2 separate regions of the Homo sapiens genome follow, and region 2 is linked to region 1. The links are chromatin contacts, found by Hi-C in ENCODE. All regions are on one chromosome and are shown on one strand. The core of a region is the stretch at or near the end of the contact, and the rest is flanking DNA. Distances in the headings are between cores, read along the strand shown. Region 1 holds the start of HPSE2 (heparanase 2 (inactive)). Region 2 holds the start of NKX2-3 (NK2 homeobox 3).

What was found. Hi-C counts contacts between places; a loop is a spot of excess contacts on that map. Pooled maps may share reads with other maps.
Region 2: a map of B cell shows a loop between it and region 1 (17-fold over the local background). The contact joins the promoter of NKX2-3 here to the promoter of HPSE2 in region 1. A Hi-C loop is called at or near these places in 2 of 168 maps with a recorded cell type or tissue (B cell and naive thymus-derived CD4-positive, alpha-beta T cell), 11 of 37 single-sample maps with no recorded cell type and 13 of 50 pooled maps.

Annotation. Positions count from the first base shown.
Region 1 is chr10:99,232,725-99,238,877 of GRCh38, forward strand. It overlaps HPSE2 (heparanase 2 (inactive)), which reads right to left and starts at 3,128. Exons shown (of 12, transcript NM_021828.5): 1 at 2,789-3,128. The coding sequence starts at 3,078. RefSeq lists a silencer at 1,438-1,557 and enhancers at 3,705-4,205, 4,206-4,706.
Region 2 is chr10:99,529,146-99,535,298 of GRCh38, forward strand. It overlaps NKX2-3 (NK2 homeobox 3), which reads left to right and starts at 3,797. Exons shown (of 2, transcript NM_145285.3): 1 at 3,797-4,344; 2 at 5,840-6,153. The coding sequence starts at 3,987. It overlaps LINC01475 (long intergenic non-protein coding RNA 1475), which reads right to left and starts at 2,032. Exons shown (of 5, transcript NR_120618.1): 1 at 1,867-2,032. RefSeq lists an enhancer at 3,127-4,018.

The DNA.
Region 1 (6,153 bases), core at 1,878-4,377:
GACGCCCGCAGCGGCCCCCTCCCGCAGACACCCAGATCCTGATCTCCTAAAGGCTACAGATAGTGTTTGTTCATAGAGTGTTTGTATGGGGTGGGTGTACGTGCTACGAGCACGGCGCTAAAGCGCAGTTGCCCGGCTTCTGCCACTGCCAGGAAAGCGCTCCGGGCGGAGACGCGCTAGGCGCGCCTACCTCTGGCTTCCGACCGTTGCCAAAAACTTGTATGCTGAAAGCCGGCATTGCCTCCGCAGCCCCAGGGGCCCCACAAACCTCCGTGCAGGAGGTGAAACCTGCCTTGTTTCTCTCAGACCAGGCCCGGCGCCTGAGCTTAAGTGGATTCCTACTTTCTTTCTTTTAATGTCCGAGTTGATTTTCCTTTTTCACTATATTGTAAAAACTGCATTGTTTCCCAAATCCCCGGACGGAGAGATCCCCAGGGTAAACCCTCGCCTTTCCAAGAACACTTCTCCACTCCCGCACCACCACCACCACCACCACACACACACACAGTAAAGGCAAAGTCTCTTTGGCCCCTGAAATAATTCCGCCTGATCTCAGGAAAGGTAACATCCTCCTCCCCACCCCACCCCCGAGTTAGGCTCCATCTTTCTTCTTTCCCACTTGGGGCCGTTTGGAACCGCTAGGGAAAATGAAGCTTGCCGAAATGTGGAACCTGCGCGTTATGGGATACTAAATGAGCACAAAACAATAGCATTTGCATCTATTTAAGGTCAGGATTTCCATCAATAGGTTTTTTAAAAGCCAAAGGCTGCTGCTTTGGGAAGGAGTAGAAAAGGAGCAATGCAGATACTGATAATGCAGAGGGGATCAGCTGTTGAGTTCCGGGTCTGTAAATTATTTTTTAACGCTTTACTGTTTCAGATTCTGAAAACCCAAATCCACATGGTGACGTTAAAGAGCATCATAAAGGAGGTGGATACGAGAAAGAAAAAACAGACTCTGCTTTTGGAGAGTTTTTTGAGAAGAGACGTGGCTACCCCAGGGTCTTGTAACCAGAATGGTCGTTTGGCAGAAGTCTCCGGGACCGCACTCCAGGACAGGCACAGTCAGGGCGTCGCGTGGGCCTACTGTGGCAAAGGAGACGTCCGCGCGAATCCGGTCCTGGGGAAAGGGCAGTTCCAACAACCTTTCATCCAGAAGCCTGCACAGCCAATGCGAATGCGCCCCGCCAGGACTTCTTCCCCGAAAATCTGCCTTCCAGACTCTTTTCTGAGGCAGGAAAGCATTAGGCGAACAGGCAGATTTTTTAAAAAAAGAAAGAAAGCTGGTGGGGGAAAGGGGGTCTGCGCAGCTGAAGGAGTTCAATGAAAGTGGGACAAGCGTTGCGGAAAACTCCGTTGCACCCTACATTCGGACGAGCTCATAGACGCGCTCTGCTGCACGAAAGAGCTTTCGAAGAGGAAGCTGGGCCGCGCGGAGCTGGCTGTTCCGCCCTCGCGGCAACCGCACCAACAGGAACCGAAACGGCCTCGGCAAGGGCAGCTACAGCCTCTCAGTCCTCCGGCTACCTTTCCTCCACGTGGAAGGAGCGCTCCACGTGGCGCCTCCCGCTACCTGCCGCGTCCGCAGACCCGACCCGGGCCAGGGGGACAACCCCAAGAGCTGAGAGGCGGGCGCACCTCAAGAAGCAAAACTCGAATTTCGCAAGGAGTGAAAAATACGAAGGACGCACAACGGACCTGGCCTCGGGGCAAAGTGGGACTGAGAGCGCTGAGGGCTCTTCGAGGGGAACCCACAGCTGAGGCTCCAACTTGTAGGGAATTTTTAAAAACTCAACACTTGGATTCGACATTGCAGAGGATTTATTTCTTATTTTACACTGCAACTCTGTCCCTGATGGGAAGGGATCGCAGTTGCCTAACTGCCAAACTGCAACAACCCGGGAAGAGTGTGAGCCCAATTAGATTACAAGCCCTAGAGCAAAGGGGATCACAAACCTCCGGGTTTGCTAATCTGCTGGTGCGGAGTTCAGATCTCCGAAGCCTCCCTGGAGTATTTCTAGGACTCTTACCGCTTCCCTTATAACGCTGTGACCCCAGCGAGGATTTTTTTTTTCCTTTAAAGAAAAGCTAAACTGTGCAGTTACCGCAGGAGATTTAAGGAGGAGGAACTGGCGGGGGGAGGGGGGCATTCCGTCTATAAAAAGCGCCTTACAAAGTCCTGAAGTCTGGAAATGACAGCGGAGGATATAAAATAAAAAATTTTAACTCCGATCCAACTTGCCCACCACTCAAGCCTCTGCTTAAATTCGTTTTCTGAGAGTGGGAGAGAACTGACGAAACGATCTTTCCGTGGAAAATTCCAGTTTCGTGCAATCCCGCTTGAACACTCACACACACACACTCTCCTGTCTCACATACACACACACACACACACACACACACATACCCATTCCTTTCAGCTCTTTGTTGTTTGAGACCTTTTCTTCGCTTTTGTAACTGCTCTGAACCTCTTGTTTCTTTTTCAGAAGTAGACGGGAAGGCTAATTGTGGATATATGTAAGCACAACATTTTTTCAGTCATAACTGATAAGTTTCTGAAATGCCTTCTGCATTGCAAACATGTGCATCTTAATAGAAAACATTGCTTTTCTCAATCACTAGTTACAGCCTCACAGCACACAATCCAGGAGAAGGAAAACCTCTTTTCTTCTCTTTGAGAGATCTGCTTGGCTTATTTTCTTCTTTCCCCTTTGGAATGGGGGATAGGAAGGGCTTGAGGGGGTGTTACTAAAAAATTTTAAATGATCCATCGAAACCCCTGCCTTACCTTAGGAAATCGAGCCAGCCATCATGAATGATGGACGGATCCAGCTGCAGAGAGAGGAAGTTCTCATTGACTGTCCTGACTGGGTTCTTGGTGCTCACATCAAGTAGAATCAGGGTCTTTTCCTTCAAACCTGCAGCTCTGTCTACAGGCAAGGGTCTCCTGTCTCCAGCCTGGGAGGAAAGGGAGAGATGGAGCAACAGAGCCAAGTAGAGAGCCCCCGGGGCTAGGCACGCGGGGGGGCGGGAGTTGCTGGAGGGCATGGCTTCAGGGAAGGCACAAAGCACCCTCATTCAATCCCTCTGATTTAAACCTCTCTTCCTACTGGGTCTCGCTAGTGACTAATTGTCCTTATCTAAAGTGTGTGTCTGTCCGCCTTTTTCCCCCCTTTTTTTCCCTTCCTCCCACCACCCCCCCAACACACACACACTCTCTCTCTCTCCCGCTCTCTCTCTCTCTCGCTCGCTCGCTCGCTCGTTTTGTTTTTTTCTTTTTTTTTTTTAATTTTTTTTAATTTTTTTTTTCAGTGTTTTGGTGCTGGTGGAGCGAACTCACGCCCCTAGCCAGCCTTCCCCGTGACTCTTGCCAAGAGAACTCGTACACCGGCACCGCCCCTTTAAGAGATTTCTACTGCAGACATTTTTTAACTTTTTAAAGGTAAGGGGAGGGGAGCAGGCGGGAAGGAGGAGAAAAGGGTGGCGTTGTACCCTCCTAATTTAACCCTCTAGGGTCAGGAAGCAGAGGGAGGAATCCAAACCATGCCGTTGTACCGTCTGGGTACAGAGCAAAGGGTCTCGTTTTTACGTCCTTCCCTGAGAGGCTCTGGAGGGCGGTTCAAGCTCCGACTCCGACCCGAAAGCCCCAGCGCCAACCCGGGACGCGCTGGGATAGAGTTCCCACCGACAGCACGCTTGTTTCTCCTGACAGCGTCAGGCACTTCGTCCGCTCAGGGCCCTTTTCTGGTTGAAGCAGCAATACCAAGGGCGGTTAAGTTGCAGAGGGGTCTTGAGGCGGTGATTCCTGTCAAAGCATAGAGCCCTGAAGGACATTCCCCGAAGAGGAGCCCTGATCTCTGTGACGCGTTGGATAGCCACACCGAAGCATCCTCTGACCTCCATAGGGCAAAGAGTAGCAAGAAGGAAAAACATAGTGACCTGGTCAAGCAGCTTTTCCGATCCGAGGGCCAAAAGGGACATGCGCCCTCGCTCTGCTCTGCTCTTCCCGCAACCGAGGAATAAGCGTCTTGGGAGCGTCAATACATGCTGGCTTTGGCCAAGTCGAAGCTACCTGAGCTGTGCTTGGATAGTCAGGGCGGCTCTGCGTCCAACTGTGCCACTTCTTGGCCACTCTATTCTGCTGCACAGGTAGAGTCCCCCCTCCAGACCCTCCTGGAGGTCAATCCTATACTTAGCCCTCCTGCAGGGAAGTGCGCCTTTACAGTGCCAGATGGGACCATAGTGACACTTTCGGGTTTCCATCTCGGCCCCCAGTCAAAACCAGAGTCACATAGCCCTGGATGGGGAATAACAGCCGGAAGCCGCTGTGATGCACGACCCGCCGCTGCTCATTGAGCTTCCACCCCACAACAGCTTGCAAATTGAACTCTAGGTCCTATCCTGAAGCGCGGGAAAGGGATCAGGCACAGTTTGCTGCAGTCACATTGCTGGGCCCCACTTTCGGCTTCTTTCTGAGACAAAATGGGACTTCTACTTGGCAGATGAAGGGAACTACTTTATGTAGTGCGGGCAGTCAGAAACGCAGAAGCGTCCAGGGCCCTCCTTGGTATCAAACAAGCAAAACCCTAAAATGCAGAGCAAGGGTTTTCCCCAGAAGTGGATGGACAAGGGTTAGTCTTAAAGCCCAGCAAACGCTGTAATAGCAACCTGTATCCTCTTACCTCCACCCAGACCAGGATTAACAAATCTGAAAACAGCTGGAATAGATGACCTTCAACTGAAGTTCCCTGAAAAGCCTCTACCAACCTAAGCACCCAGGAAATCGAGATTATGTTGCATTCATCTGTGAAGCGCCATGACGACCTTCTAGAAATAGGACTGCATAAGATGAGGATATGGGAGAAAGCAAATGCAAGTCATATTATTTAAAGATGATTTTTTTAAATCAAGCTGTTACATAGTGAAGTATTGGATGTTGGCTCCAGCCCTAAGGCCTGTTTCCTTCAGTTCCTGAACATTTCTAAGACATCTAGATCCTTTAAACTGTGTGTGTGTGTCTGTGTATGGGTGTGTGGTGTGACATAAATTTCAGTCGAAATTCTTGTAATTTTTAAGTATGTATTGAGCACCTCTTAGAGATGGCAACAGCCTGGCGGGCAAACACTTTTGCCTTTGTGTTCCCAGACTGGAGCACTTAGTAGGCACTCAATAAATTCTGTGAAGTAAATTAATGGTAAATCCAATCATGCTCAACACACTGAAATAATATGCCCCTCTCCAGAACAATGTGAAAAATAAATACTTTTATTTGTCATAGTAAATTATGTTTTGGGTCTCTGTTCAATAATTTGTTTTCCCAGTTATTAACATTTTCCTGGCCATCTCCTTCAAAAAATACTTAACGTGTAAAGCCATTAGTTCATTTGCTATACTAAGAATTTTTAAAATTATATATTTTTAACAATGAGCCAGATTTTCCAAGGGCCTAAAATACCCTTGGCTTACAAGTGAATGCACTTTTAGAAGCCATGTTAATTGGGACCAATGGAAGACAATTTGAATACGTATATCCACTAGATGTCTATAATTAATACCTTTCAAAAATACCTATTCTTGTGACCAAGAATGAACTTGAGTATAATGAGAATGCACATAATTATGAATTTTCACCATTTTTGCTTACTGACCTAACTACTCTATAATGGTTTATTGGCCTAACTAAGTAGTATTTAATGTTTTCATCAGAATCTGTATGTGGTATTAAAATCAAAACCAACAAAACAAAGTGCTTGTTTTCTTAATTCCTGATGAAAACCATTTCTCTAGTCTAGCCATTGAAATTCTAAGTCATTCTATAGAGGACATCAGGGGAAAGAAATAACTGATATTTAAGAGGTTAGCCCTCGTTGGTCTCTAAGATGATTTGATTGTTTGGTGCTTTGGTTTAGTTTGGGTTTAGATCTCCAGAGATACTCTGCAAATAGCTGCCACACATATACCATATCATGGTTTTTGTCTTGCCTCTTATCTATTAATATGCTGTAAGTAGTTCATTAGTAATCAGTATATTAGATTGATGTTTCTATCCTATCTTCTGTGTGCTAGGTGACAGCAATCTGCATCTCTGTTTTGTCTTAGATTGTAACTTCCTAGAAGACAAGTATTGGGCCTCTGTATAAAATATGAACTGTC
Region 2 (6,153 bases), core at 2,547-5,046, 300 kb after region 1:
GTGAGTCTCTCTCTCATAAGTTGACATTGAAAATGAAACTTCTAGGAGAGCAATTAAAAAAATGAAAAGATTCACCTGAAATGTTTTGGCTATCTGAGTTCATCACAGGATGATTTTTTCAGGCTTTAATAGAAAAATCTCTTCTGATTGTAGTGTTACATTGTTACATTTTGATTAGAAAGCCACGATAACTTTCAACTTGTTTGCAGCCTTGGTTACATAATTAAATGACAATTTGAAAAGTTGAGAGACAACGGGATAAGCAGTGGCATTTACAACTAAAATTATCCATTATCTGCCTATATTTATATGTGCATTAAGCAATCTTTGTGTAGACAATAACAGCTATGAGAACACTTAACAGTTTTCAAAAAATTGTCACATTTTTCATTTGATAATGCATTTATTGTAATGGCTAGCATGTGGTTTTCCTTAAAAAAAAAAAAAGGTACAGACGTTTAGGCATCTATACAGCACTTCCCCTTCAAGGACTTTGCCACCATTTACTGATGATCTTTAATCATAGGGTGGGGGAGAGAGCTTGTATAAATGTATGAGGTGATGAAAGGGTAGGAAGGCAGATACACTCGATTAAAATAAAATCAAACGCTTCCATGGATGCAGCCATACTTACTTTATCTGACAGTAATTAGCTAAACTGTCTGGAACGAAAACCTATTATTAGTAGAGCACAGCTCGAGGATTTCAAAGATCTACTTTTCAGACAAGAGAATGCAAATGCCCCAGAAGGCGATGGTAACTGGATAGGCGTTGGAACCAGATCCCACTCTGATAAGAGACTCCTGCGGAGCGACTGCTGCTGTACAACTACGGCTCTCGAGTTCTCCTCCTTTCAGGCCCGCGGCCGTCGAGGGTACAGGCTGCGCGCGCGGGAAAAGGAGGCCACCTAGATGAGATTGGCCTGGCGGGGATCCCTGCGGGGAAGCACGCCACTGGGGAACCAGACCAAGGGAGTCTGAACAATACTGAGGGGGTAGCTGGAGACAACCCAAACTCCTGCTCTGGGCATAAAACTCAGATCAACCTTAGGGATGCGGTAGCGGATAGAGGTTTTCCGCAGGCTGGAACAGCACTACACTGGGCTGGGTATGAGGAAAGGAAGCGGCGATAAGGTCTAGGCGCCGCCCGCTAGGCCCCTTCGCCTGGAAGTCCTCACAGGCCCTGGTGGCCTACTGAGGAGCAACCTGCCCAGGGTCCTCAAGAGACAACCGCTTAGGCCTGGCGCAAGGTACCTGGCCCGGGAGCGGCTGGGGCGGCGGAATTTGGGGTAGAGGGGCACCCGTGGGCCGGCTGGTGGGGAGGAGACAGCCCCCTGCATGAGCTCACAGAGGCGCCCTGGTGGGCTCCGGCGGCTGCAGAGCGTCTGTGGGCGTGTATTGGCGATCAGGCGCTGGAGGGGCGCTTTGTCCTGGTCGCAGTTTTAAGACCTGGATTGTTGGGCTAGATTTATGAAAGGCCTAGGAGCGAAGCGAGATGGGAAGCAAGGGAATGTAACAAGGAGAAATGCAGGCTTCGGTTGGAAACTGGGGAGAGAGAGATTGTTTCGATAGCCTTTCTCCTTTTCTTTTTCCAGAATCATGAAATCACCGAGGAGAAGAAAACTGGGGACTAGAAGAGAGCAGAAACATTTCCCCTGAGACAGTTTTGCCCCGGAGGTGGGGTGGGGAAGTGGCGCTGGAGCTCAGCTTCCTGCTTTTATGCTCGGCGGCCACCGTGATGCACACACACTCGAGGTCCGCCACCCCGCAGTGCCGTGCACCCCTCTGCCCCCACCTCGGAATTTTTGTGCCCGAGCGCTCGGGATCCACGGCAAAACCAGGCACATTCCTCCCTCTGCAGACTCACCGCCTGGTTTGTAGACACTGGTCTCCGCCTGGGGCGTCAATAGTTTCAGGATTTAAAGCAGAAAGACACCGGGCGCCCCTGTGGCTGAGGAATGGCGGTTCCAGCACAAGACCCTGCCCACAGAGGGTCTCTCCCTACTGCCTGCGGGCCGCCGCTACCCTAAGTACTCCGGGGCGCACGTGGCCCGCGCGGCATCCCAGCTCCCCGGGCGGACCCAGGGGCTGCCTCTCCACAACAGTTCCGCTCCCTTCTGCAGAGCCCCGCCTCTCCCACCTCCCGACAGGCTGTTCTTTCTCCCTTCAACCTTGGGCACCCACTCCTGTCGCCGTTGCGGGACCCGCGTGGCAGCCCTCCACCCTCGTACCCACTCCCAGCCGGTGTCTTATGCCGCTCGGAGGCAATGTCCACCGTCCCTGCACCTTTCACCTGCCCCTTCCAGGTGAGACGGGTCTCTTTCAGCTCCGCCATCCTGACCGCCAAAAAATGCTTGGATTGGCTGGGGCCGGATGAGGACAGCCACGGTTGAGCTGGAACCGTTCCCTATTTTTTTAAGGCCAGCGCTGCACACGGGTCTTTCTGTGGCCCTCAAAGCAGCGCCCGCTGCTCCTCACTGGGCTAGGCCTGGTAGCGAGCAAATGCCTATTGTGGGAGAAGATGGTCCCAGAGTTTCCAGCTCAGAGTTTCCAGAATCTGTGGGGGACTGTATAGACTCCCCCAGAAAACAACCAGGGCCTCATGAAGGTGCCAGAAGGCGTGTAGGTAGAGAAATTTTAAAAGCCTGTCGGAGAGGCAAGGCCTACATTCAGGCTCCTGATTTCAATAGGTGGAAAAGAAGGCTGCCAAGGCTGGGTCACCTCCCTTGTGAGGACAGATCCTGCTCTCAGTATGTGCCACACTCCAGCCACGCACCACCAATGCAGTCAACAAACACTGCTTGACCTCCCATACAGAAAAGCAGTCGTTGACACGTACTGAGCGCTTAACACGCGTGAGGCCGTGCACTAAGATTCTGGCATGTTTTGCCTCATTCAACCCTAGCAACAACCAAAAAAGGTATTACTGCCTTCGTTTTATAGACGAGAAAACAGACTTAGAAACGCCGAAGATCACACACTGACTAGGCCAAGCAAGAGCTGTCGAATACCAAAGTTTAGTCATAACTCTATCTTCCTTTCACATACTGCTCTGTGCGGCTGCTGCCAGGGATACAAGGGCAAAAGCAACCCCGGGACACTGCCCTCATGGAGCTTACAGTCTAACTGGGGCGACCAGGCAGGCACATACAGCTATAGAATTAAGTGGGAAGTGATAAGTGACATGCATGTCCTTTGCTAACACAAGCTGCAGGTTCAGAGCCTGAAAGAGGGGACTTCCGGCTAGACGATCTAGGAGCTCTTCCTTGGAGAACAGTTTCCACTCGTGGAGGCTAAGTGTCAGAAACATGTTCCAAGTGGAGAGAAAGCTTGAGCAAAGGCAACAAGTTGAAAAAGGACATGTCGCCCACCCATAGATAGATAAAACACTGCATCTCCTCGTGGATCCAGCGCCCAGTATTTACCCGCCAGGAAGTTTTCCTGCCCCGCGCAGCAGCTGAAAAAAACACACTCCTGGGGCATCCTTCCCTGGCGTTGGTTCGTGGACAGCAAGCCTCCCAGAACTGGCCTAGGTCGGGAAGGTGCAGCCACGCGGGAATCAATGGTTCAGGAACCGGATCTGTGCAGCCTCGCCCGCAGCGTCTCGGACTTCAGGACTCTATACTAGTCCTTGTCTATTTCTGGTAGAGCCGCAACATCCCACTCGCAGAGAGCAGGGGGCGTGGCCCACATGAGCCAGAACCTATAGGGAGGGAGGTTGGGGCGCCAGCCCCGCCCCCCCAACGTGACGCAAATCTCCCGGACAGAGGCTTAGGAGCCCGGGCCCCAGTCCCTGCAGTGGCTGTAACAAAACCCAGACCCCCAGGTCCCGGCCAATGGAGGCGATTTAGACTGGAGTGGGACCGCGTCTGTCAAAAGCCCGACTCGGCAGCAGCGGCGGAGTCCAGGAGGAGAGCTGGAGCCGCCGCGCTGCCTCCCCGCCCCCGCCGGGATTTATTATTTGGACTGGACAATTAAGTGGCCCTGATGATGTTACCAAGCCCGGTCACCTCCACCCCTTTCTCAGTCAAAGACATTTTGAATCTGGAGCAGCAGCACCAGCACTTCCATGGTGCGCACTTGCAGGCGGACTTGGAGCACCACTTCCACTCTGCGCCCTGCATGCTGGCCGCCGCTGAGGGGACGCAATTTTCTGACGGAGGGGAGGAGGACGAGGAAGACGAGGGCGAGAAATTGTCCTATTTGAACTCACTAGCCGCAGCAGACGGCCACGGGGATTCAGGGCTGTGTCCCCAGGGCTATGTCCACACGGTCCTGCGAGACTCGTGCAGCGAGCCCAAGGAACATGAAGAGGAGCCCGAGGTCGTGAGGGACCGGAGCCAAAGTGAGTAGAGGGGGAAAGAAAACGCACCCGCACACCTGGAGCAATGGCAGAGCGCACACAAACAGCCCACAGACCTTGCCAGCGCAGCTGCCCATCCCTTTACCCTTTGGCTGGGGCCATGCCTCCGCCCTGGTCACCGACAGCTCCACAAAGCGCAGGTACCTGCAAGGGAGCCGGGGTGGAGAGACAAGGACGAGGTGACCCTGACAACTACTCCCCCCAAAAGGGGGAAATGAGGGAAGGGAAGGTGGTTACTGCTGCCCTGATGCTGAGAGGCGACGTGGGCTCAGCGCCTGGGTCCTCATAACTGGCAGTATTTTTGCTCTTCCCCCCGCCCCAAAAGGCTCTTCCCCCAAAAAGGGCAGGAGCCTGGACCTTTTTCGTTTTCCCTCTAGGGTGAGATGAGTTCTCTTAGCCCAGGGCAGCCACCCCTTCTTCTCCGAAAAGACAGCCCAAGCAGCCTGTGTCTCTCGCACCCGCAGGGGCAGGAACTTTGGTGGAGGCCAGCTGGGCGGTTTCCTCCCTTCTCTGCTTGGAGCTCAGCGTCCTTGAACCCGTGGCACTCGGTAGAGAGAGAGGAGATGATCGGAAAGTGCGTGGGAACAATGTCTATTCCGCGCGACCATAGCTCTCACATCCCTAAGGCGCCAGCCTTTTTTGAAAATCCGTAACGTTTTGCTTTGTGTCCCAGGCTGCGGGCCTAATAGAAAACGCGCCGAACTTGAGTCCGAGATCTTGGCTGCTCACATCGGATGGGAAGTGAATTGATAGGGAGATGGGATAATCAAATAAAGTCCCCAAGGAAGTGTATTTAAGAGGACAGAATCACAGTCTTTCCCCAAGAGGCGGTTTGATGTGGCAGAGGCCAAGGCCTATGCTCTCATAGTTCCCAGAGCCGAAAATCGGCATGAAACTGTCTATAACTAGTCAATCAAACTTCATTTTCAAAGTGCACACAGATGTCGTCATAACATTCGCTTGTAGTCTTTTATAAGCCACACACACACACAAGTCCCTGAGCCATGCACAAGCGTTACACTCAGAACAGATTTTCGCGCAACCCATGCCCACCGGCCCACTCATACCAACACGCCTCACACCTTCAGTTATCCTTGGTGGAGTAGAATGCAAACGAGTTTGCAAATACTGTAGTTATTATGTAGTTGCAAGCCTTCATCCTGAAAATAGTCATTAGCACGTCGAGCCGCATATTTAATACAGAGTAATCTCTTCTCTCGCAGATGCTCAAGATCCAAATAAACACGCACTAACTACCCCTCTCCACGAAACGCGCCTCCGCCTGCTAAGGGCGTTCTTTGGGTACTGGGGCTGTCTCAGGGTCCCACAGCGCCAGGAGCCACAAACGTTCCCAAAAGTCCAGCCATTTACTACCGCACGCTCTGCGCAGCCACCAAAAAGGGTCACGGTGCTCCAGGACAGGAGCCGCGGTGCGGCCGGGAACAGCTAAGGACGCTGTTGTTTGCTTCTTCCGCAGAAAGCTGCCAGCTGAAGAAGTCTCTAGAGACGGCCGGAGACTGCAAGGCGGCGGAGGAGAGCGAGAGGCCGAAGCCACGCAGCCGCCGGAAGCCCCGGGTCCTCTTCTCGCAAGCCCAGGTCTTCGAGCTGGAACGCAGGTTCAAGCAGCAGCGGTACCTGTCGGCACCCGAGCGCGAGCACCTCGCCAGCAGCCTGAAGCTCACATCCACTCAGGTGAAAATCTGGTTCCAGAATCGCAGGTACAAGTGCAAGAGACAGCGGCAGGACAAGTCTCTGGAGCTTGGCGCACACGCGCCCCCGCCGCCGCCGCGC